Regions from separate parts of the Homo sapiens genome. Here region 1 is linked to region 2. Evidence: read pairs that join two places in POLR2A ChIA-PET (ENCODE). Cell type or tissue: MCF 10A. All regions are shown on one strand. Links, peaks and the distances in the headings refer to the core of each region. The heading gives the core; the rest is flanking DNA.

Evidence for each region. Peaks named below come from ENCODE experiments on the same cell type or tissue, not always from the same donor. Only the 100,000 strongest peaks of a DNase experiment are listed, where the experiment ranks them.
Region 1: POLR2A ChIA-PET joins it to region 2 with 15 read pairs; 2 of 35 experiments call an interaction of 5 or more read pairs at or near these places.

The regions. Positions count from the first base shown.
Region 1 is chr5:2,681,234-2,693,993 of GRCh38, reverse strand. No RefSeq gene overlaps it. Among named protein-coding and RNA genes, the nearest start is that of LSINCT5, 25 kb to the left of the region's middle. In MCF 10A, for the core only: no CTCF peak of the experiment used is centred there; DNase peaks (open chromatin) are centred at 3,493 and 8,093.
Region 2 is chr5:2,628,907-2,641,666 of GRCh38, reverse strand. No RefSeq gene overlaps it. Among named protein-coding and RNA genes, the nearest start is that of LSINCT5, 77 kb to the left of the region's middle. RefSeq lists enhancers at 408-926, 5,545-6,364. In MCF 10A, for the core only: no CTCF peak of the experiment used is centred there; a DNase peak (open chromatin) is centred at 7,406.

The DNA.
Region 1 (12,760 bases), core at 3,276-11,275, 52 kb before region 2:
ATTTTAGCCCAATCACTTTGGCCAAGAGAAAGTTTAGAGAGAGCTGAGACCCCATGCTCTTCTTCAAACACTGCCTCAAACTCATGAAACTGTCACCATTTCAGGAACTCCCATCTGTACCTGCCTATGGGTTCCTGCCTGTCTCTACACATTATCTGAACGTTAGGATTCTTTGGTGTCTGAAAACGACAACCATCTGTTCATCACTGCTACTATGGGATTAGCTTTCCTGGTAGAAGCAGTCCAGATAATGCCACAGCTTTTGGGGCACACTCTTGCACTATAGAGAGCTTTCCAGAGGTGGCTTTTCTGGGGGTGGATTGTTTTAGCACAACCCCTGTGTTGAAGGGACCATCTTTTCATGCCTTGTATCAGTTACTGTTTCACAACAACACACCCTGAAATGTGGTAGTATCAACAACCATTTTATGGGCTCACAGGTTTTGTGGGTAAGGCATTCAGGTAGGTTACAGTAGGGAGGGCTTGTTTCTGCTCCGCAAAGTCCGGAACTTCAGCTGTGAAGGCTGGAAGGCTGGGGTGACTCAAAAGTTAGGTGGGATGGTCAATTTTGCATATCAACTTGACTGGGCTACAGTACCCAGCTATTCAACTGCACCCTAATCTAGAAGTTGCTGTTAGATATTTTGTAGATGTGGTTAACACCTAAAATCAGTTGACTTTAAGTAAAGGAATTATTCTGCATAATGAGGTAAGCTTTATCCAATCAGTCGAAAGGATGTAAAAGCAAAACAGGATTACTTGAGGAGGAAGAAATTCTGCCTTAAGGCTTCAGTATGAGCTCCTTCCTGACAGTTTCCAGCCTGCTCAACTGTCTTATGGATTTCAGACTTACCCGCCCCCACAATGGCAAAAGCCAATCCTTGAGATTGTTAATCAAGGAAAATGACCTCAGCAAGTCTCCAATCATTTTAGGAGGTTTATCTGTCAAAGTTAAGGACATGTGCCCAGGAGACAGGTCTATGCCTTTCTCAGAAGATTATTTTGAAGGCTCCAATATTTAAAAGGGAAAGGATGGGATACTGAGAAATGCACAATTTTCATGTGGGGTTGGGGGGAATAGTCACTCCTGCCTTTGTCTGGCTCAGTGAATCTGCATTTTTACATAAGATAAGATAGACAATCGGGCAGAGGAAACAGTCAGATGTGCATTTATTTCAGGTGAGCAGAGAGATGACTTTGAGTTCTGTCCTTGGTCCCGCACCTGTGGAGTAAGCTATCAATTTACATTGCCATGGTGCACCTAAACAGAAACGCTGTAGAGTAAAGATCTTGAGACTCACAAGGGATTTCCTGGTGGGCACAGTGTGAGCTTTTCATCTTTGTAGGCATCTCATTTAGGAACCAAAATGGGAGGCAGGTGTGCATGACCAAGTTCCCAGCTTGACTTTCCCTTTGGCTTAGTGAGTCTGGGGTCCCGAGATTCATTTTTCTTACACGACATAAATCTCTTATTATATCTCTGTCTACATCTGCATCTCTTTCTCCTGCTGGTTCTGTTTTTCTGGTGAATTCCAATGGGTGCAGTGGGGAATGGAGTCACCTGAGGCTACTTTGGTCATGTGTCTTGGCTAGGAATGTAGACCTGGGCAATGTGACCTCTGCTGTTGTGGACTTGCTCATGTCATGGGCCTTAGGATAACAAAGCCCCTTGCATGACGGCACAGGATCTCATATTGAGCGTGCCAGTAAATATCCATTTTGGGGTCTCACGGGTTCTGTAGGTAAGGAGTTCAGACAGGATGTAGCAGGGAGGGAAAAGCTGGATCACTTCATGTAGAGTAACCTCACAAATCAGAAGAATGCCTTTTGCTGCATGTAAATGAAAACAAATGCACGCCCTCCTAGATTTAAGAAGAGGGGACATAGACTCTATATCACAACAAGAGACATGTGGAAAAAATTCATGGTCATCTTTCTTAAAAAGAACATTACAGTCTGCTTTCTGGCCACACATTACTTACATTTAATTTGTAAGGCTGAGGCTTCTGTGCATGGTTCCTTGGTACAGCTTCTCTCAATCTGACCTGGGAACACAAGTGAAAATTATCTTTGCCCCTCTCCCAATCTCCAATGATGGGACAATACAGGTTGGCCACTAAAGATACCAGTATTCATGGGATGGGGGAAGAAGGCATGTGTGAGCCATTGGACCACAGCAATTCTGAAATCTAAAGATACCACTATTCATGGGGTGGGGGAAGAAGGCACGTGTGAGCCATTAGACCACAGCAATTCTGAAATCTAAAGATACCACTATTCATGGGATGGGGGAAGAAAGCACATGTGAGTCATTGGACCACAGCAATTCTGAAATCTGACCAAGTGCATTTTCTCTGATCCCTGATTAAGACATCATCTCATTTGCTGGGGTTGTTCTCTGTGGCTCTTGGCTCAGCCATCTGGGTTCTGGCTTACACCCTAAGCCCCCTCTCCCCCCTCACTTTATTATTATTATTTTTTAAAATAAGAAAGGACCTGAATTTATAACTGAATACCCTTCTCAACCTACCTCATGATGTCAGATGTTATCACTCCAAAATACTCTTTTCATTTCATGTTGCTTCTATACTGCTTCAGTCCAAGGTGATATAAATTCTTCAAAAGCATTATGGGTTTCCTTTGTATCCATTTATAACTCGTTCTATTAGTAAAAGCCACACCCAAAAATCTCTCCAAGGTAAGCCCTTCTCTAACTCAAACTCCTTTGAGGATAAGGTTGGAAACACCCCTAAGGTCCTAAAAGTTCTACTGTTGGCAGGCAAGGTCTTCGAGGCACAGTCTTGAGACTCTTAGGAGATTTTTTTTAGTTTGAAAGAATCTGTGAAGCACTGCCTTCAATATTTCTCTGGAGAGCCTGAATATGTAAAATAGTTTAATCCCAGAGCTAACAAGTCTTGCTTCTTTATATTTTCTCTAAATTCTCCTTGAAAACTGAATAAACCCTCTGGTAATTCACCCCTCTTCATCCTTACCTTTTGATGTGCAGCTAACAGAAAACAGTTGACACTTTCAACATTCTGCCCAAAAAATCTCTTTAGTCTAGTCCATCATTTCATTGCCTGTGTTTTCTACATTATTGCAGGCAACAGTTTTGCTAAATTTCTACCACATATAGCAGGAATCTTCTTTCCTCTGGTAACGTTTTTTATTCTCTTCATTGCGTTTTCCCTGGCAGCTCCTGTGAAATCTGCCTAGCTTCTGCTGATGGTCTCCTCAAGGCTCTCCAATTTTCTCCAACCCTAAAATGAGTGCCATGTATTTTAGGTTTTTATTGTGGTGGCATCCCACTTCCAGCGGCCAAATTCTGTTCCAGTTCCTATTAATGAAAAACAAATCACACAAAAGTTAGCGGCATAAACGACTATTTCATTCGGCTCATGTATTCAGATTTCAAGAATTTAAACAGGCACAGAGAAGACGGTGTGTCTCTGACTCACAATATCTGGGATCCTAAGTGGAAATACATGAGGCCTGGGGCTGTTCTCAAGGTTTGGGAACACACTCATTTCAAGAATAGCTTAGCAAAACAAAGCCACCTGGTGCTAAAAAGCTGAGCTCAGCTTGGACTGTCAGCCACGAGGATTCCACATGGCCAGGCTTCTCCAACCTGGAAGGCTCCTGAGATCCTGGGCTCCAGCATGACCATCCAGAAGAACAGGGTGGACACTGCATGCCTCTCTGGATGAGTTTCCGGCATCCTATAATATACTTCCCTCATACCAGGTGGACTGGAGCAGTCACAAGCCATCAGAGATTCAAGAGGAGGGGACTTACAGCCTGCAATTCAGGAAAGGATCATCAATTTTGTGGCCTTAATAAAAATTGCCTCATGTATTATGTAAACCTGTTCTAAAGAGTGAAACTGTCAGATAACTGAGAATCAATGTTTTTCTACTAATCCATCAATAGAATCCATCCATCCATCCATCCATCCTTGATTCATGCATTTACACACATGTTCACCAGGCATCAGAGCCCTCCATGCAGCTCACAGGACATGTTGCACAGGCCTGTCTCTGTGGCATCCCTTCTCCTGCTGCCCCCAGCCGTCCCTGTCCATCCTTACTTGCCCTGCCTTGTCCCAGCAGACCACTCCCACTCCTGGGTGACAATGAAGTCCTCCCAAGAATCCCCTGCCTCCTCTCTCAACCACTGTCTGCCCAGCAACTGGAAAATTATCTCTAAAAGGCAAGTTAGATGGTGCTTTTTATCACTCACAACTTTCAGGGGCTCTATTGCATCTAAGATAAAGCCACGTGCCCTAGAGCAGTGGTCCCCAACCTTTTTGGCACAAGGCACTCGTTTCACAGAAGACAATTTTTCCATAGATGGGGCAAGGGGATAGTTTCACAATGATTCAAGCCCATTACATGTATTGTTTCCTTTATTTCTATTATGATCATTGCATTATAATATATAATGAAATAATTACACAACTCACCATAATGTAGAATCCGTGGGAGCCCCGAGCTTGTTTTCCTGCAACTAGATAGTCCCATCTGGGGGTGATGGGAGACAGTGACAGATCTTCAGGCATTAGATTCTCACGAGGAGCACAGTGCAGATTCCTCACACGTGCAGTTCACAGTAGGGTTTGTGTTCCTATGAGACTCTCACGCCACTGCTGATCTGACAGGAGGTGGAGCTCAGGTGATAATGCCAGCAAGGCAGAGTGGCTGTAAATACAGATGAAGTTTCGCTTGCTCTCCTGCCACTCACCTCTTGCTGTTAGATGTTCCTAACAGGCCATGTACCAGCCCATAGCCCCGGCAGTGTTATCTGCAGCTTAGCAATTTGGTGCCTCCAGCCACCTCCTTCCTGTGCTGCTCTTCTGATAGGCCCAAGCCTTGAACATGGCACCCTTCCAAGGTTCTCGAATGCGCCATTGCTGGCTCCCCTCCCTTCCTCCCTGCCTCTTTCCCTCTCTCCTTGTCTTTCCCTGGGCCCTGGTAACCCGTGTTCCTGTTATGTGGTTCCCTCTTTTCATTTCCCTTTATAAGAGTAATTCCTATATTGCCTTCCAGTGTCAGGGGTCATGCTAGGCCCCTGAGAAGCTTTTCCTGGCTCCTAGGGTTGGCTTGGCTGTGCTCCTGTGGGCTTCCGCCCAGACGCTTCGCTGCGCTGGGTTCAGTGTCATGCCCGTGGCTGGGCTGTATGCTCAGTGAGATCAGGGCTGCTTCTCTTGCTCAGAATTGTGATTTTGGCCCCTTGCCCTGCACCTTGCACCTGGAAGGGGAGCAGGAAGCATGCAGGGAATGAAAGCCTTGAGCTGCACACAGCTTCATAAAAGACCCAGTGTGGTTTCAGGAACTGTTTTTCTGTGCTATTGAGGTCACTTGAATCCTGGGTGGGACTCCTGAGCTGAGGGAGGGGGGTCCCCCCTAGTGGGACAAGGTCCTAGCAATGTGACGGCCAGGCGGGGCAGTGGCAAAGAGAACCAATGGATTTCCCACGTCCCACTAAGGGTGGGTGTGAATGCAGGTTTGATCTTCATGGTGCTCTGCACGGTGCAGTGGCTCTTTTTAAATTTACTATCTAATGGCCGGGCATGGTGGCTCACGCCTGTAATTCCAGCATTTTCAGAGGCCATGGTGGGCAGATCACTTCGGGTCAGGAGTTTGAGACCAGCCTGGCCAACATGTCGAAACCTTGTCTCTAGTAAAAAATACAAAAATTAGACAAGCGTGGTTGCGAGTGCCTGTAATCTTAGTTACTTGGGAGACTGAAGCATGAGAATCACTTGAACCCACGAGGTAGAGGTCACAGTGAGCTGAGATTGCACCACTGCACTCCAGTCTGGGTGACAGAATGAGACTCGGTCTCAAAACACAAACAACAATAATAAGTAAATAAATGTATTGTGTAAGATTTCAGGCTCAGAGGGAAGAAGAGCTGACCAGTGGAGCTGGAGGGAGATGTAGGAGGCCAGAGAGAGAGCGGGTGGCTGAGCTGTGGCCACCAGGCATCCTGAGCACGCCCCTGCCATGTTGAGGGTACTGAGCACAAGCTCCTCCCTCATAGCTTGCCATGGGGATGCTCAGAGCCCACCAGGGATTTGTGGCCAAGCGATGCAGGAGCAGGAAGTGCTGCCGGCAGGGCATGAGCCTGTCTGGGTGAAAGTTCGAAGATGGCTGCTGGGCCACAGGGGACCCTGGGAGACCTCCACAGGCTGCAGCGTGTGCGCTTCTTGTATGTGCACAAGAGCAGAGCCCTATGGTCCAGCTGAATGCATGTATGTGCATATGCTTTCTTTGTCCAAATCACAGATAATTTTGACTGGAAGATAGGTGAAGAGATGGGCCAGAGGTTTTGGAATCCTTGGTCTGCACCAGTTTGGAGCTACCACAGAAGAGAGGAAGGGCCTGCATGAGTGTCATGGTATCGTTGCATTTTCTGGGGGGATGCATGTGACTGGCCGTGCTTTTCAGGATTGAAGAACCGCATCCCTCACCATGAATTCAGTTTCTGATTCAGCCGTGACCCACCCCCTGAGTTAGCTATTCCTATTCCCAGTTTACATGTGGGGAAACTGAGGCCAGGGAGGATACATTATGCATGTGAAGCCCCACAGCCAGCAAGGTCACAGTCAGAATGAGAACCCAGTCCTGAAGCCCCCATGGCTCCCAGGAGGTGCCATGGAAGCCTGGCAGGGGATGCCAGGAGTGGCCCAAAGGTCATCGTGGAAACGTATGTCTGCACACCGCCTATCCTCAGTGGGTCCCCTTCGACCCCTCCCATGTCGTGGTCGTGGTGATGGGGAGACAGCAGAGCAGCCGTGCTCCTCCCCAGAAACTGTACAAGGCGGAACCCGGGGCCACAGAAGCCCCCGGTCACTTCATAGGTCTCACTCTCACTCCTGGAATCTGGGTTCTTTCTTCAGAAGCAGATTCTCAGAGACAGAGACGTGGGCAGCATCTTCGTGTGGACAAAAGCCTGCTCCAGACTTCCCTAGCTGCTCCTCCTGCAGGCGCCTGTTTTTCCTGCTGGTGACTGCGCCCACGTTTCCCAGGGAGCCTCCCTGCTCCAGCGGCAGCCTCTGCACCAGTTTGAACCTGTGCTTTCCTGGAGTCACACCTCCTTGACCAGCTGGGGGCGTCTCGTCAAGATGGGGGCAATCGCTCGTGGAGGGCGCTTGGCTACCCCCCATGCAGTCACCTCAGCAGCAGGTGCACGTAATTACTACCACACACGTTCACCACCCTGCACCGCCATTTCCCCTTTAGCAAGACGGGGGTGAGTGTGTGCATATGTGAAAAAACATAAACAGATTGTACAACAAAGTGTTCTCTAGCTGTCAGCAAGAGCTTTGAAAATAAAACACTTCCCTCCCAACTCACAATTGGCTGGCAGTCCGTACATAATGAATAATCGCTCCGGGGACCTGCGGAGAGACGTGTGGGAAAACTTTAATTAAAAGCTTGTCAGTGCAATTTTACCTGGGTGACATCACCCGCGTGAAATGCTGCTGCCGGCTTTGTTGTCTGTGGGATTGCGGGGCACACACTGGCTTTGCTGACAGTGAGCCGTTCAGGAAGGCCTTTAAGAGCTGCTGGTGGTGGAAGGGAATGGGAGGGAGCTGTGGCGCTGCCGTGAAACCCCATTGTCTTTGGGGCCTCATTGTGTGATTAGCAACTGGAGTCAGCTCCCCGGTGCTCAGGGGCCAGGAAGGCCTCAGTCCTGGGTCCCAGTGTGAGGCAAAGCTGGCTGGGTTCACCTCGACTTTGGGTTGAGGTCCCATTCGAGTCTCCTGGGTGCTGCTGAGTGTGGATTCTGGGAATGCATCCACCCTGAAGGTTCTTCCAAGCTCTCCCAGTCAGAGAAGGCAGGACAGATAATCCACTCAACCAGACCAAGGCAGAATAAACCAGAACAAGACTCCATAGCCAGGGTCCCCACTCCCTCCTGGACAGACTCTGTATTAGACAACTTGTTCCTGGCATGAACCCAAGCTTTCAGATTTGCTAGGAAGTGTTTGGATTTGCAGGCAGTGAATAGTCGGGGGTTCTTGTCCTCCCAAACAGACCTGAAATGTTCCTCCCTCCTCCTGGAAAGCCCTTATCTTCAGATGTCCTCTAAGTTGAAGGCACCCACTCCTGCCAAGGTACGTGCATCACCTCTGAGTCATCAGAACTCATGCTGAATGTACCTAAGCCATTTAAGAAGACCTTTGAGGTTAGAAAGAGAAATGCAGTTTTCACCCATGTAAATACATTGAGATTCCTAACAACTCATTCAAAGCTGCAGGAGGGCCAAGTTCTCTTGGGTTATGGATTTGGCAAAAGATCCTTCATTCCTTGTTGGTTTCTTTTGTTTGTGACTAATTTGTTGCAAGCTTACATTCCTAATATTAATGGATTAACTGCAAGTTATAGCAATTAAATACTAATTAATCCAATTTCCAAACAATGTCTTTCTTTATCTATAACTGTTTACTCGACATACAAATATTTTGGTAGCAATTAAACATGACAATACAACCCTACACTTTCCTAACTGTGTTCAGTCAAGTAAACAAACAACCGTATGACTTTTATCCGTCATTTAAAATCATTGAGTAAGAGCAGAGGGGAGTCTGAACGTGGCTGAAATCTTGACCAGCCTGGACTCGAGTGAGCACATGACGCTGAGGACACCTGCCCTGCCTATTCTGTGACTTTACCTGGGACAAACCACCTTCCCGTTGCCCAGTAGCGTCAGTTCAAACGCCTTGAGGCCACCACAGCCTAGGCAACACGGTGGAGAGGCAAGAGCAGGTTCAGCCCGAGGAGACCCACGGACTTCCACGCAGGAGTTCCTGGAGCCAGAGGTCTCAAGGGAAATATTTGGAATTGATTCGGCTCCCATCAAAGGTGGCTTTTATAGCACTGAAGTGATCACCCCAGGAGTTAGCAAATGTAGTTGTGGCAAAGATGGGTTGTGTGTCGCTTATGATTGGGCTTAACTTCAGAAGTTCATTTATATTGAACTATATATTGAGGTGGGATTCCAAGGCCACCTCATAAAAAAAGCTCAGGTATACCTTGTAGATGCGGCTGACGGCCCTAATGCTGACTCCAGGAGAAAGCGCTTTCTGAGGTTCAACTCAACACGAGGCTGTGACACGCCTTTCTCCAGTGGAAGCCCCACCCCCATGAGTGTTGGGGAAGATGGTGGGGGCCGGGCGGGGAAGCTGACAACCCCCGGCACCCATGAGTTGTGGGGTTCTTCCCACCATGGGGGAGAAGTCGCACTGGGGAGCAGCCTCCTCCAGATTCTGCGTTGTCTAAATTAGGAGTGGAGGGCAGGTTCATCCCTTGGGGAGGAGGGTCTAGATTTGGACCCAGGCTCGGGGGGCTGAGCCTTACCTAGGGTGACTATGAGCTGGGTTAATATTGATTTGGTGTTTCCCTGGTAAATCACCCCTTTATCTGATATTTTCGAGAATCAGTACTGTCCCTTCCCCTGGGGTTTCTCCTCCTTTTTCTCTTCCTTCTCTTCTCCTTTCTCTCTTGCCTCACTTTTTTCTGTTTCCCAAACTAAATCAGTTTTTCCAAACTGCTTTAGTCTCTACCTTTTATTTTCTGGAATGAGATCCAGGTATATTTTCAGATTTATATTCTTATCATTCTCCTTTTTTTTTCAGGAGTACCTTTACTTCATTATCAACTCTAGCATGTTGCATCGTCAATGAGATTTTCATTTCTGAGATACCTATGACTTTAGAATGATGAGCTTTCTGCCTTCAACTTTCATAAAACTTAAGGATTTCTTTTTCTCTTCCACCTATGTTCAACTTAGTTGACACCAGTAAAATTCAAATATTCTCAAGAGGTCCTTTTATAAAAGCATTTAGTGGTCTGCTTGTTAAATATCATCATTTTGGTTGGTAAAGAGTTATTTTTTCTAAAATCATAGTTTCCAGAGAACATTTGTTAAAATCACGAACACTTGCATGAGAGTTCTAGCCTTAAACACAGGTGATTACTTCCCACAGATGTACTGGGTCCCGAGTGGACCGCCGTCCGCAGGCCATCGTGGGTTTCTGGGGGACATCAGTGCTGAGACGCCTGGCAGCAGCAGGGAGGGCTGCAGGCACCCTCCACGGGCTTCCAGACTCACGGTGGTGCCGCCCAAACTCGCCCTGTTGGCTGCTGCTGCCCTTGTGGTGAATGAAAACCCTCCGTCTGTTTCACAAGAGACCACGTTAATCTGGGGCTTTACCGCCCAGTACAAGGGGAATCATTCTGCTAAACCTAAGAGCCCTGTGTTGCAGTTACCCGCTGACTTTACCTTGTTAATTCTGATCCCCCACTTTCTTTTTAAAGTCGGATTCTGTTCCTTGGCATTAGCCATCTCTCCCAACTTTGTGTCAACACGGTATTTGATAATCCTGCCTTCTGTGTCTTTTCCCAACTTGTTGATACAAATGTTTCTCTTTTACTTTTCTATTCCTGGCTTAATGTGAGTTGTACATAACTCATTACCTTTTTTTTAATTCATAGATGAGTTATTTAAAAATTCTTCTGTGAGTTATTCACATTACTCTACAAAACAGTTCCAGTAATTACAATAATTGAGCACTTGCCTAGGAAAAGGCAAAACAACAAATGGGCTTGAATTCCTCGCTCGGGGAAGATGATCTGCGGAGTGGCATCTAACATGTCAGGAAGGATGGGCTTGCATCAGTGAGGCCGTGGTGGGACGCTCACCACCGAAGGGCATCTTGGCTAGCCATTCAGAAGAAAGGCACATAGGCAAGAGATACATACATTGTGAAAAATGTATCTTATACAAGCATACATCTTACACAAAAATAAAATTAAGGTGATTAAATGTGCAAGGATGCAAGATAAAACAGCAGAAATTCAGGAAGAAAACTCAGTAGAATTTTGGTGATAATGGTTTGATTGTGAGAAGGGTTCTCCGAATATAAATCTTAATTATCCCGTAAAAGAATGAAAAATTTGGCTCATGAAAGTTTAACGTTCATTGAAACATAAAAACAAAAATAAAGTTAAATGAAATGACAAAATGAAAAAAAAATACATTTCTGACAAAGAAAAGAGCTCTCCAAACCAAGAACGCCATGAACATCTAAACAGAAAATTCGACAAGGTTTAAGAACAGACTGTCTGCAGCAGCAGCCACACACCACGCAGGACCTGTAACCCACCCAAAGTTTTAATCCAGCTGAGAGTGGAAAATATGACCTTCATTTAAATAAAAGGCCTATATCTTAAACTGGAAAATACTGAACTATGGCTGATGTGCAGGGCTGGGGAAGGCTGCTGAGGTGGGCACCCACATCCTAGGCTGCAGATTTTCTGGAGGACGTTGAACAAAATGTATTTATATTGAAAATGCACAAAGTCCTCAAATGCTCACTATCTGCCTTTCTTCTTTGTTGGTATCTGTACTATTTGATTGTTTTTTGATAAACACATAGCACTTTTATGTTAAGAAAGGCAGTTATTTTAAGATTAAATATTCCTCCTTGCAGGTACACATTTTTAGGCCCCCAAAATTTTAAATCAAATTTGCAAAATAAAAGTTATTTTTTAGTTATGCCCCATCTTGATCCTGAAATAATTTAAGGCACCTTGTATGTCGACATAAAATGCTATTTGGCATCATTGAAGGGAGGGGCTGAGAAAGACAGAGAAGGGGGCCGTGGAGAAAGCACAGCCTAGAATGAGGCTGAAGTGCACACACTTCACACAACTCTGCTTTCTGCTTCCCAGTGGCTCATCTGAAATCCCAACACAAAACAAAATGACATGAAAACTTGTTCTATAATTCATATGTCCAGGAGACGATGAGCGAAGGAACTCTGGAAGAAAGCAGCCCTGTTCTCCTTGTCGAGCACCGTCACAGGCTCCTCTTAACACTTCCCATAAATAGGGTTCCGGTGATGGAGGAAGAACATTCTCAGCTTTTCTATGAGCCATGGAGAAAGAGGACTTCTGCTAGTGAAGACATGGACTCTTCAGTGTGAAGCACTGCTCTCCCTCCAGCCACTTCCCACCATTTGGTGTTGGCTCAGGGCACCTCTGCCTGTGTACACGGCCCCTGCAGCTCTCCAAGCCGAGTGAGATGCTGTACCCTCACCACCCATCTCTAGGCTCGGTGTCCACAGCCACACTGGGATGACGAGGAGCTCAGCGTCCCTCCTCTTGGCTCAATGATCTGGGTGACTTCTTTGCTAACAGGACTTGGATGTAAAAGATGTAAGTCCAAGCTTCAGCCTTTTCTGATTAACCTTTTCTTTCTCTTTCTTTCTTTTCCTTTCTTTCTTTCCTTTCCTTCCTCCCTTCTTTCTTTCTTTCCTTTTCTTTCTTCCTTTCTTTCCTTTTCTTCCTTCCTTCCTTTCTCTCTCTTTCTTTCTTTCTTTCTCTCTTTCTTTCTTTCTTTCTTTCTTTCTCTCTTTCTTTCTTTCTCTTTCTTCCTTTCTTCCTTTCTTTCTTTTTCTTCTGTCTTCTTTCTCTTTCTTTTTTCTTTTTTTAAAATCTTAACCACTGAGATGCTGCACACACAGAATGTGGGCAAGTTTAAGGGGTATGACTCTGTAAGAAAATGCAGTGTCTATGGTCCATGCTGTGGCTGTAGCTTGGTGAACTCTTGTTGGCCTTTAGTGCTTGCTACTGCATGGACAATACTATGCACCCTCCACTTCCACCCATGAGCAGCCAAGCTGAAGCACAGAAGATTTCCTCTTCCACCTATGAGAAGCCAAGCTGAAGAATAGAATGTTTCAAAGTAG
Region 2 (12,760 bases), core at 2,968-10,967:
ATTTCACAAAGCATTGTTGCCATGCATCACAAACACCACTTCAACCCGTGGGACGCTCCTGCCACCATTCCGTCACCCACCCAAGACAGCTCAAGGGGCAGAGGGGTGCCACCTGCCATGAGTCAGGACCAGAGGGCCTTTGCCTGTAATCCAGGTCACTGTCACCCTTGGCTATTCAGGGGTGTGAAGTGAATTAAGGAAGCTATAATGTGAGAAAGTATTTTAGAAATGTAAATTTCACAAGGGGATTTCTCATACCGGGTTTTCCTCAGAAAAGGGGCTCATGGTCCATTATGGTTGCAGTCACCTGAGATTCTCAGTATAGTCAAACGTGAGCAGCACTAAGAAGCCCACCAGCTAAGAAGCCCACCAGCTAAAAAGCCAGTCCGATTTTTCTCATGGCAACCCTTCCCGGACTTGGAGCACACAGAAATCAGCATTCACCTTGCAAGGCCCGATTCTCTGGGCAGCACAAAGCCCGTGTGCCTTGGCCCACACTGGGAAAAGGTTGGCCTCCTAATTGAAGGCATTAGAAACAACCACATCTTCATTGAATGCCAATGTGCAAAGTGACTCTAGGGACTGAACAAGGCGTGGCGCATTGTCTCCTTGCAGGAGGAGCTATACTGGCCTAAGGGACTAGGCTGACAGGGATCAGGGCTGGAGGGGGAGCCTCTGAGTGGGCCTTCAGGGAGCCCTCAGCAAGTGGCGATGGGTGCTGGATGTTCCTGTAGAAGGAGCCACGTGGGAGCCACGGGTTCTGTGCCTTGGCTGCTGTCCAGAGTTGTGCATGGCCAGGTCCTGGGAAGAACCCCAGTGGCCTGGGGACCCGGGCTGGCATTGGATGTCAGGGGTGAGGGTGCATGGGGAGGCCATGGGAGAGGAGCACTCTGCAGTGAACCTGAACCTGGGGCAGGTGGTGCATGCTCACTGGGCTGGACTGGCACTGAGAACAGGAAACAGATGCCACCTTGAGCTGCCTGGGAGTGGAGTGGCAGCCTGAGGACAGGTCTGGAGACATCTAGGCTTTCCACAGTCAAGGGTGGAAGCCCTAGGTGCGAGGGCAGGGGCAGTGCTGCAGAACAGCAGAGGTCCCAGCTGCCTCTCAAACCCACTCAGTCCCTACACCCAGGGCACAGCCCCCACGGGAACCTATGACTCCCTGGAGCCCCACAGTGAGGACGTGCGGGCAGCTCGGCCACACTCACCTGGGCATCTGGCTGGGACCCCAAACGTGCAGATGGTTGTGAAGATGGCAGAAAAATGTGCTGTCCAAACATGTAGGGCAGTGATGGCCCTTGTGGCGAAGACTCCCTCTGGATAGAACAGGGCAGTCCTTACCTTTTCGGGTGATTTGAGGAGACGATGCAGGAGAATGATCCAATGCTTGAGGACAAGGAGGAATGCCAGGCAAGCCTTCCACCTTTGTTTGCTTCCTCCTGCCGCCTGGGGAAGAAGTCTAAGCACTCGGCCCAAGGGGAACGAAGGGACGTGTTGGGTCTTTGGTGGGTAGGTTTGTCCCCAGGTGACTGTAGGGGCTCGGCCGGGGGCAGTGGTCATCGGGGAGTGGGTTCCAGCCAGCATTGGGGTCGGATGGAGAAACACAGCCCTCCTTACTGCTATCGCTTCCTCTCTCAGGGCTGAAAATAGAAGTGCCTGGAGTTGGTTATTTACCCCTAATTTACTGCTTCTCTTTTGTTCTTTTCAAACCCCTGCTTGCATTTTCTCCAGTTTGAAAGGGTCACTTTGGTGTCACCAGGATTATAAACCATCGTCTCCATGAGCTCATGCAAGGGGGAGGCTCTCTACAAGGGGCGTTTTGAATTTTCTAGCATACACACACACACACACACACACACACACACACATATATACATTTCTTTTAAAAATTAAAAACTGTATTTTGCCAGGCCTATGCATGGGGCAACTTAAAACCAGAGTTTAATTTTTAGAGAGTGGCTAAATGTGGCTGAATGCTTTCTAAGGCCAATTATGACATCATCCCAGGAAAGGCCGTCTGTGCTAATGGGGCCGCATTCGCTCCCATTATGGTAAATAAGCCCATGTTTCACACAACGGTGCAATAACCCCATCTGGCTTGCACCATTTTCTCAGAATTTTTTTTTCCTACTGACTGTTAGCCATGTGTCCAGGATATTCAAGCTAATGAGTGCCATGTTTCCTTCTGAACACAAACAGTTGAACTCTACAATCGGGACTTGATCAAAACTTTCAAGTCAGAGAGGTTATTTTTTAAAAATGGATCTCAGTCTCCTTTTCCTGAAATTTCCAAATTGCTTGTAATTTGGCATCATAGGAAAAAATGAAGTTAAGCACAAAGGCACAATTGCCGAGGAACGTGATTCTCCGGAGCCGGTCACTGAGCCGTGCTGCGGGACAGAGACGGGGTGGGCCAGGCACCTTCTGCTGTGGGCCCAAGCCCCTGGGCTCATTCCCTTCCCCAGTTGAGCTGTGTAGGTGGACTCACCCCATCTCCTGTCCCAGCAAGCTGGGAAACAGCAGAGCTGCATTTTTCTTTAGAATCCTGAGAGACTGCCAAGGAAAAGGATAAAGGAAGCAAATTGAAATTTAGCATATTTCAAAGGTGTCAAGGATGAAATGTGAAAGCAGAACCCTCCTAAAAGTGACGGTTAAGACTCAAGCATATTAGGTGAGTATCGTAATCAAGCTTTTTAAAGTTTGAGCTTTATAAATTTCTTCCTAAGGGAGGAGCATTTTGGGTGCCCACTGGGAAGGTGGTTTCGTGAATTCCAGGTGATCCCAGAGCTCTCCAAGGGTGGTAGGGGCACTTCCCATGCAGGGCTCTGGGTGCTACAATAAGACAAATGTTGACACTCTAATCTGACCTTTTGTGGACTGCAACAGGCCCCCCTACTGAGTAAAAATCTTTTTTTTTTTTCCCAGAAGAGCATCAGGAACTTGAACTAAATCAGTGAAAGAATAATAAAAATAACCCTGTATATATTTCTTGAGCAAATGAAAGATCAATTGTTTTCAAATGCAAATGTTCACACAGCCTCCATTCACGGTGGTTTCCCTGCTCACTGGAGGGCCCCCGCCTCCAAATGAAGATTTTCAACGATTAGGTTGCCCAATATCTGATGAGTTGTTCATTCTTTGGAATGAAAAGTTAAAAAGTAAATGTCCATTTTCCCCCCGTTTGATTTACAAGTGTTATAGTAGGGAACTTTTTTCCTTAAAAAAATAAGATATTTTTTATTGAAATGCAAATGTACGATGAAGTGACTCAGTTTAGATGAAGTATCTCAGTTTAGAAACTGTGACTGAGGTATGCACAGTCAAGGTGGGCAGGACAGTAACTGAGACAGGTTGATGCTGGCTTCACACTCAAGATTTCATTTACTCCTCCCGGTCTTGCTAACTCCTGAGTTGTACAAGTTTCAGGAGACTCATTTTATACACGCAGAGCCCCAGACCCTGAGAGATCGTGTCTGAGTCTGGGCCAGAAAGAGTCCCCCGTTTCCTTATGTCGGGCCATTGAACAGAGACTGTGGGAGAAATGTGTGGACTCACAGCAGTCCCCAGACACTGGACCCAGGTAGTGTTAGGAATGGAAAAGGGGAGAGAGTCCCTGAGTGGAGAGGCCCATGTCGCATGGAAGCTCCAAGCCCTAACTGGCCATTAGCATTAATGGTTCGGTTCCTTCTTCCTTTTCCACGCAGATGCCCAGCAGCTCTCCCCACCTCTGCAAAGACGCTCCCTGCAGTGTGGAGATGGACGGAGGGCCGGGGAGGGAGTTTGCATGCAGCACTGTTCTCTCACTAATAAAGATGCAATGCCTCATGTTAGGTGGAGATTTACTTGTATTGATGCAGATTTACTGCTCCAAGAAAAGAAAAAAAAAGCCTTATTGTATGATCAAAGCTAATAAAAAATAGGAAACAAATGACATTGTAGACTGAATAGAACCCGTGCACTGTTTAATGAACATTTATTGACCAGTAACCTGCAACTAATGTAGCTATGGATTTTTACTTTGTCTATTCGTGGCTTTAAGAAGCAATCAGTTGGTCTCCCTGGACAGGAGGATAAGGTGGTAGTTAACAAAGCTGCACTTTATTTGGTGCTAAACAAAGCATCAATTTAAATTTGAGGTGGATGGGAACACCGTCTCTTTGGTTTATGTAGGCTGGGATCATTTCAGCGAAGGTGTTTCTGGATGGCTCTGTTGTGGGATACGGATTGTTTATTACGTAGGGCGGGATCCTACCCATTTACAAAAGGTGATGGGAGAATTAGTCAATGTCCAACATCCCTGGGTGGGAATTTAAAACTAATATCACTCATGCAGAATGTTTTTTCCAGTAAAATCTGCCAAACACAGTGTCGTGTCTTCCAGAGACTCAACATCCTAGAGTCTATTATAACCCATTGCACATAGAGATACAAATGAATGAATGGGTTCTGTTCATTGTACATACAATTTAAAAAAGACACATGATCTGAATCAGATAACCGGACTTCCGAGGCCACCACCCTAGTAATCGTCACAGCCTAAGCGGGACCCTGGGGTGCCTGTCTCGACCCCTGCAGGATCTTTGAGGGAAAGTTATCCCACTGCCCCTCTCCTGAGATGGCAAACTCGCAGCCTCACGGGGCTGCCCATTTCAACGTGAGCCAGGACAATGTCTGAAAATCTCTTTCTTTACCATGGATCCACCCCCATTCCAGGACGTTTGACAGAGACCAGGCCCACCCCACCTTCTCCCCACCTCCATGGGAAGGCAACAGCTGTCATTGCCCCGAGACTTCTCTTCACCAAGGCTCCTGCTTCCGAGGTCTTCTGTTGAGCCTCAGACACTGTCCCCTAGCCTGCCCTCCCTCCCCTGAAGCCAGGTGGGGGATCTGACATAGTGCCAGACATAGGGCCATCTCTTCTCATCGTCAAAGCTGAGATCATCCTTCTCCAAGACGAAACTCAACCTCAGAAAAGCTAAACCTTTGCACAAGACTCCACAGGGGGTTAGCAGCAGGTCTGGGGCTGGCTCCCAGGCATCCGGCCTGCTGCCTGCGTCCTTCCAGCTGGACTTCTCATGCTTCTAATTGGCTGCCCATGTCCTTAAAAAGTCCACAGCTCCGACAAGGGGGCCGTGGCTCATGCCTGTAATCCCAGCACTTTGGGAGGCCAAGGAAGGCAGATCACAAGGGCCAAGAGATGGATACCATCCTGGCCAACATAGTGAAACCCCATCTCTACTAAAAATACAAAAAATTAGCTGGGCATTGTGGTGCATGCCTGTAATCCCAGCTACTCGGGAGGCTGAGGCAAGAGGATTGCTTGAACCTGGGAGGCGGAGATTGCAGTGAGCCAAATCGTGCCACTGCACTCCAGCCTGGCAACAGAGCAAGACTCTGTCTAAAAAAAAAAAAAAGAAAGAAAGAAAGAAAGAAAAAGAATAATAAAAAAAAACGCACAGCTGCAGGTCCCAGGGACCTGCACAGGGAAACACACACCATTTTCCTGCCTGGGCCACAGCGCGAGGCTCTCCCGGGCCCTCGGTGCTCAGGGCTCTTCACAGTGTCGGCTCACTGTGAGGTGCTTCTACGTTCACTCGCCTGGGGAGTGGCATGGGGAGGAAACAGCCTTCTTGGTGCACTAGTGGCCCCCATGCAGTGGGCATTTTTTGGCCTCAATTCCATTGGGTTCCTCCAGAACGAAATAGAGAGCATGCCAACCTCAGTGTCCAGAACGAGAAGTCCAGGCTCAGTAAAGGTGTCTGTCCTGGTTGGAATAAGTGGCTGCATTTTAATTTCTCCATTGGAAGTTGTTTATGTGAGGAACAGAGAACACAAACAATTTAAAGTAACTTTGACAACATAGATTCTGACCATCTCGGCAGTACCAGCTGCTGACTCTCTGTCCCCTGGAAATAAATCAGGTCCTGTACGATCCACCCCGGGCTTGCTCTCCCTTCCTGCCAAGGGCCAGAGTAGTTTGTGTGATGCAGCGGATGACTTTTCTTCAGAAGGCTGGGGAAATGGCCCCGCAGCGTGGAGCAGTCTGGCAGGTTCCCACATCTTCAGAAGGTTGGGGAAATGACCCTGCAGCGGGGAGCGATCTGGCAGGTTCCCGGTGCCATTTTTGTTCCTGGGCAGGCCCATGTCTGACATGTGCAGCTCTGCCAATCCCACTGTTAGCACAAAGCAATTATCCACAGTGGGGGGACAGCTCATTCCTTCTCGAAGCATGGTGTGTCACCGTCAATCAAGGTTTGCTGAAAGTCAAATGTCAGCAGTGTCGCTGGGTTTTGGTTCAAATGCTCCCTACAATGGGCTCAGTGCACAGTTGGAACTTCCAGAGAAGAGGGGGTTCTGGGAGAAGTCAGATCATTACAGACCTGGCCCAAAGACTTCAATACAGGCGAGTTCACCTGTGGCTCTGGATCTTACCCCCCTTCCTAACTGAGAAGAGACAAAAGTGACCACCCAGGGATCGGAATCAATAAACGGAGAGTGGGCTGAGGTGAGAGGAGAAGCTCTAACATCTGGGAGCTAAAAATAGAACAACACCTGGAAGGCAAGCAGAGCACTGGTGTGGCTGCCGACTTCTGCCACGGGCTGGGTTCCTGCAACCTGAGCAGTGAGCTCTGGGGCTATCTGCAGAGCAAAACACAACCCGAAGCTCATCCCAGCCTGAGTGCTGGGCTTCAACAGCCCAGCTCCCCACATCTGCCTTTCACGTGTTTACGCTTCATCCTGGAAGAGGGCGCCATGCAGGTCAGAACGGTGAGGAGCTCCACCCCCTGAGCAGAGCTGCCTGGCGTGGCCCCTGACTCCATGTCTTTCAGTGAAGAGCCCTTCTATTAGTGAGTTCCTGGATCTCTCCCAGTGGTGGCTGCAGCCAGCTATACCCTCCCTTTCCAACTTCCCATGCAGTGAAGCCATCCTGGGAACTTGAAACTGGCCAGGCTAGGGACATTTACACCATAGAAATGGGCACACACTGCAACTCAGCACTTCTGTTTCCTAGACAGCAGCCACACACTACCTCCTCCACATGCCACTCAGCTTCTTCGTGCAATGAGTGTCTGGATAGCACTGACTCTGCCCAGGTAGTGTGAAAGCTGAGATAACACAGGAAGAAAGCTTGTAAATATACACGTGGAGTTGCTTTCATTTTTATTATTAGTCCCTGTCTTTGGGCTGGACTCCTGTATTCAGTTCGTCCCATATGACAGCTTCCCCTAACCCAAGAAATGAAAGCTTGGGACAAAGCAGCACCAGCCTGATGGCACGGAATAGCAGGTGCGGCCTCGAAGAAAAACAAACTTCACATGATTCATGTTCAAGGTGAATTTTGTGCAACTTGTGGAGGGGAAAAAATAAAACCCAGCAAGATGTGGCAGTGATTGAGCAAATAAGCTCCAAATGAGTCACAGGCTCCACAGGACTCAGTCCTCCACAAGGCTTTCTGAGAGACCTGGTGAAGCAGGTGTCAGAGCGGCCTCCTCCCGCCTGCCTTCTGCAGCTCCACAAGTAGAGGCGTGGGCGCTGCTCACAGAGGCTTGGACGCCTTCTCCGAGTGCGTCTCCTTCTCGCTGGCACACAGCTGACTCGAGCAGATAGGGGCACCGCGGGGAAGGAGGAAAAGACTAACTTTCCAGACCTTATGTGAGCTCCGATTTCCAAAAGATTTACATTCTTGTTCAACAAGCACATAAACACCCTGTTTGCCGAGTGTTTGTGATTATGGCTGGAGCCCGGGCATGGTTCGCATCCGGCCTGCAGACTCCCGTTGGAGGGGGCGCCACAGCTGAGGAAGTGCAATTCCTTCTTTGCCACCAAAGAAACTACAAACTGCAAATGTTGTCACTCCCCTGCAAAGGGTATTTTATAAGGAGTCTTTGGGAATTCTCAATGTACATTTGCGGTGCTTTGATGTTTAGTTTTAAAATTCTGACCCATGTTAGTGTTGTGAGTGAATCACTCAAACTGTTTGGGCATGAGGCCCCTCTGCCCTCTGAACACAGATGGTGACTCTACCCCCCGAACACGGATCGTGGCTCTACCCCCCGAACACGGATCGTGGCTCTACCCCCCGAACATGGATGGTGACTCTACCCCCAGAACACGGATGTTGACTCTACCCACTGAACACGGATGGTGACTCGACCACCTGAATGCCGATGGTGGCTCCACCCCCTCAAAATGGATGGTTGCTAATGGAGCCAATTTTTAGGAGCAGGAAACAGAAGGGAAACACCACCGCTCTTAATTCTTTAAGACAGCTGAAAATTGTCTCTCCAGCTTCTGTGAGGACCGCCTGCGTTCACTCAATTCCCAACATGTGAACTCCACTTTCCCTTCCTTCTCCTGAGACGACAAGTCAGTGCTGAGGTCACGTCGTGGCTCCGATGAGACGTGTCCTCCTTATTTTCAGACCATGGGCTATGATGTTCCTCACAGTGTACAAATATTTCCGTTACCTCCTGCCTAAAAAGGATTAGAGATGCACAAATCAAATACACCAAGTCCAGCATAGCTTAAAGGCTCCCAAGCTAGCTGTCTGTGTCTCCATTTTTAGTCCTGCTGGTGGGGCAGCCACTGAAGGGGAAAGTGTGCTGGGCAGAGCCCTGATGGCCAGACGGGGGGACCTTGTCCAGAGCCTTGTTCTGTCGGCTGAACCTGCGCCGGGGTCCAAGCAAGGGGCCTGTTTGCAGACCCGCACGTTGTCATTTTGCTGGCAATGTTGTGATAAGGCTGTGACCTGCTCACCCCAGGCCTGTGAGAAGCAGGATTCTTACTAGGAAAGTGTCCACAGACTCGGGTCTGTTCTCTGATCCTCACATGGGAGGGCTTCGCTGGTAGGAATGGAAGGGTCTTGGCTTTGCTGCTCTGCAACATTAACTTCAGTGAAAGCACCCGCTTACCCTCCAAATCCAGGCTGAGTCCTAACTGTGGCATTTCCCGATGTTTTCCATCAGCTCTCTCCACTCCTCTGCACGTGCACCTCTGTCAGCCCAGGGCCACGCTGGGACCTCACCCCTGCTGCAGAGGTTGAGTTGCAACATTCACCAAGAGTCAGCAGTGAATTTCCTAGACCCATTCACGCCAATTGTCCCTGTTACTAGATTATACAGTTTAATTAAATACTGAGTAACTGAAGCCTCAACATAAGAACAATACAAAATAATAATATAAGTGTGAAGAAATTTTTGTCTACGAGACCTGAATTGCATGCTTTGTAGGTGTTTTATGAGGATATCATTTAAAGATTCTGTCATACAACTCTACAAGATTTTTTTAAAAACCTGTTTCATCACTACACTCAGGTTACTTTGCAGTTACCTGAATAAATTACTGGACTTTACAAACACACACACAAAATCAGAAATCACAGATGCCAAATCCCTCTAACGAGGAAATTCTAATCCAAAGAAAAGTCGTTGATCCTATAACGAAACTAGTGATTTGAGGAGTATCTAGATTTCTGAATGTCTGAAGCATGTTTATATCCTTTATAATTGACTTATTTTTACTGGTGGACCTACTGCCCACTCCAGCAGGAAGGAATGGAGGCTGGTGTTGTGCTCCGGACGCCTGGGCTCTCTTGGAGCGCCGGGTTGTGGAGCGCTCCCCCGACTGCCGCTCCTACGCAGAGCCCCTCCTTAGCAGAAGCTGCGCGTGTCTTGACCTATTACATCATAGTCATTTTCCTGGTAATTAAATGTACATTCCTCACAATGAAAGGTTAGAAGACATCAAGGGCTTCCTGGCAGAAGAACTGACAGGGATGTGTGCAGAAGATCCTTGTATACACATCACAGGCAAGTCCCTGTGCTCTGAGACAACGCAGGGATGACAGATGTCAAGAACAAATGTTAAAGGTAACTACTTTCTGATATTGCTTGAAAAGTACATATCTAATTAGAGAAAATCTGTTTACACTCACCGGTAAAACGAACTGATGAAAGAAAGAAAAAAACTAGGTCAGTTTGAGATCTGTGTAAGTCTGGTCTCTAATGGCACAATCATTAAAAATAATTTCAATTATTCACATTTGAATGACTTTAATATAAAGCTTTTTAAATAACGTGAAATCTGCTGCACAAAGTCAAAATTAAAGAATGGCCGAGTTAATCTCTGACATATGATTTGAGCTTGTGGAATGTGAAAAAGAGCACAGTGGAATGTTAAATTTCACATAAAATATTCTGGTTTTCTCTGGTTTATTTCGGAGTTATGGTGTCATTTATGATTACATTTTATGAGAAGATAATTACAAGCCGAATTATTTTTCTAAACATGCAAAGTGTAATGTAGATGTTAAGATAAATGCATTTGAGGACATTAATAAGCTCAATTCTTTCCATCTTGATGGATTTGTAACTTTCAACTGTGTCGTGTAGACTTGAAATAGCGCTTCTTTATTGCATTCTTCTCTACAGCCCAGTGCAATTCAGAAATCCCTACTTCATGAAGAGGAAGACAGAGTTAGGCTCACAGACAAATACAATCTCCAGCTCTAGATGGGATGTAGCCAGATCATATATTGAATTAAGTGCGTTGAAAACATGTGAATATTAAGAAATGAGATCTGAAATGTGTGTGTCTTTCGCTGTTGTCACCAATAGTATTTTACGAGTCGAAAAGGGTGATGGAAGCAAATTGAAATTTAGACGGTTTCTAAGGAGTAAAGGATGAAATGACAAAATACGATAGAGCTTCCTAAAAGTGACGATCAAAACTCAAAGTATACTGGATGAGTAGCTATAATCAAACTCGTACGTTTGGGCTTAGGACATAGTTCATTCTAAAGAAGGGGCACACAGGGAACCAGTGCACCTGCAGTCCCAGGTGAGGGGATGGGTCCCTCTTGAGTCCCTGAGTTCTTCTACTTAGCACTCAAACACTGCTAGTTCCCCAACAGTCAGTGAGTTTTCTGGGTGCCAATGCTTTCTCGAGGTGTTGCAGACGTCACATGTATAAAGGAGAACAGGGTCTGTGCCGTTGAGTATATTCCCCAAAAATGGCAGGTGCCTGCCTTCTGGTTACTGCCTGAGTTAATGTGCAGATTTCTTCACATGTGAGAAAAATTGATGATGTTCATAGCATTCTGAAACATAACAAGTATCTATTAGGTAAGATTGTGATTACATTCATTTTCAAAACTCATGCTAATAGATATAAACAAACCAAACTGAATTATTAAGTGGTCTTGTTCAATAATTGTCAAATGGCACAGACTACTTTTAATGAGGGGAAAATGTGATAAAATAGAGAATATCTTCTGAATGTCAAGAACTCACGGAGAGGAAAGCTGAGGGCCTTATGCGCTCCGGTTTGAATCCTATATTGAAGACACATATCTAGTTGTAGATTAGATATATTCTATTTTTTTTCTAGCTTTCTCTCCCTTTTCCTGATTCTGTTTTTTTTTTTTGAGACGGAGTCTCGCTCTGTTGCCCAGGTTGGAGTGCAGTGGCATGATCTTGGCTCACTGCAAACTCCGCCTCCCAGGTTCACACCATTCTCCTGCCTCAGTCTCCCAAGTAGCTGGGACTACAGGCACCCACCACCACGCCCAGCTTTTTTTTTTGTATTTTTAACAGAGATGGGGTTTTACCGTGTTAGCCAGGATGGTCTTAATCTCCTGACCTCATGATCCTCCCTTCTTGGCCTCCCAAAGTGCTGAGATTACAGGCATGAGCCACCGCGCCTGGCCCTTTCTCCTTTTTACAGGTTATCTTACATCTGTCCTTGTTAAACTACATATTACCTGGGAGCGATTAACTGTTATTGCTCCTTTTTATTCAGATGGTTTAAAATTTTCATCTGTGTTTAAGCTGTTCTATCAGTTATTCAATTTCATTTAAAATAATCAACATAAATAATGAGAGCATTTCCATTCTCTCATTAAAATAATTGGTGGAAGGGCCAGGCACGGTGGCTCACACCTGTAATCCCAGCACTTTGGGAGTCCAAGGCGGGTGGATCAGTTAGGGCAGGAGTTCGAGACCAGCCTGCCCAACATAGTGAAACCCCATCTTTACTAAAATTACAAAAATTAGCCTGGTGTGGTGGTGCGCACTTGCCGTCCCAGCTACCCCAGAAGCTGAGACAGGAGAATTGCTTGAACTCAGGAGGCAGAGGTTGCAATGAGCCAAGATCCCACCACTGCACTCCAGCCTGGGCAGCAGAGAGAGACTCTGTCTCAAAAACAAACAGAATAATTAGTGGAAGTCCTGGAGTAGAATGGTCTCAAAGTTATCACTCCACATTACTCAGTAGTCACAATCTCGGTCAGACCATTGTGATGAAAGAGGGGCCATTCTTTTCTCTACGTGATAAACAGCAGTGAGGTGAAGATCTCAGGGGATAGCTTGTTTATAAGAAAGCACTGCTAGTGAAACAAAAAACCTCATTTAGCCCAAGACACAGCCCCGCCCTCGCATTCCTGTGTCTGCAAGATCCCCTTGCTATGGGTCTGGTCTGACCTGGGGTCTCAGAGTCCTTCCAGCATGTTCCTGCATCAACCCTTCTGTGTGCCACACACTGTTCTAGGCACTGAGGATCCCGTGGTGAGCTAGAAGGCATGCGGTCTCTGCCCTCGTGGAATTTATAGATGAGAGGCAACACAGGCATGAGTTAGACATCACACGAGCTCACGTGAAATTGCAGCTATGGACAGTGTGAGGAAAAGGAGGCACAAGCCAGCATGGAGCCCTGGGATGCAAGGAGCTCAGCAGGTCTGGGAGGTTGGGAAGCTTTTTTGACA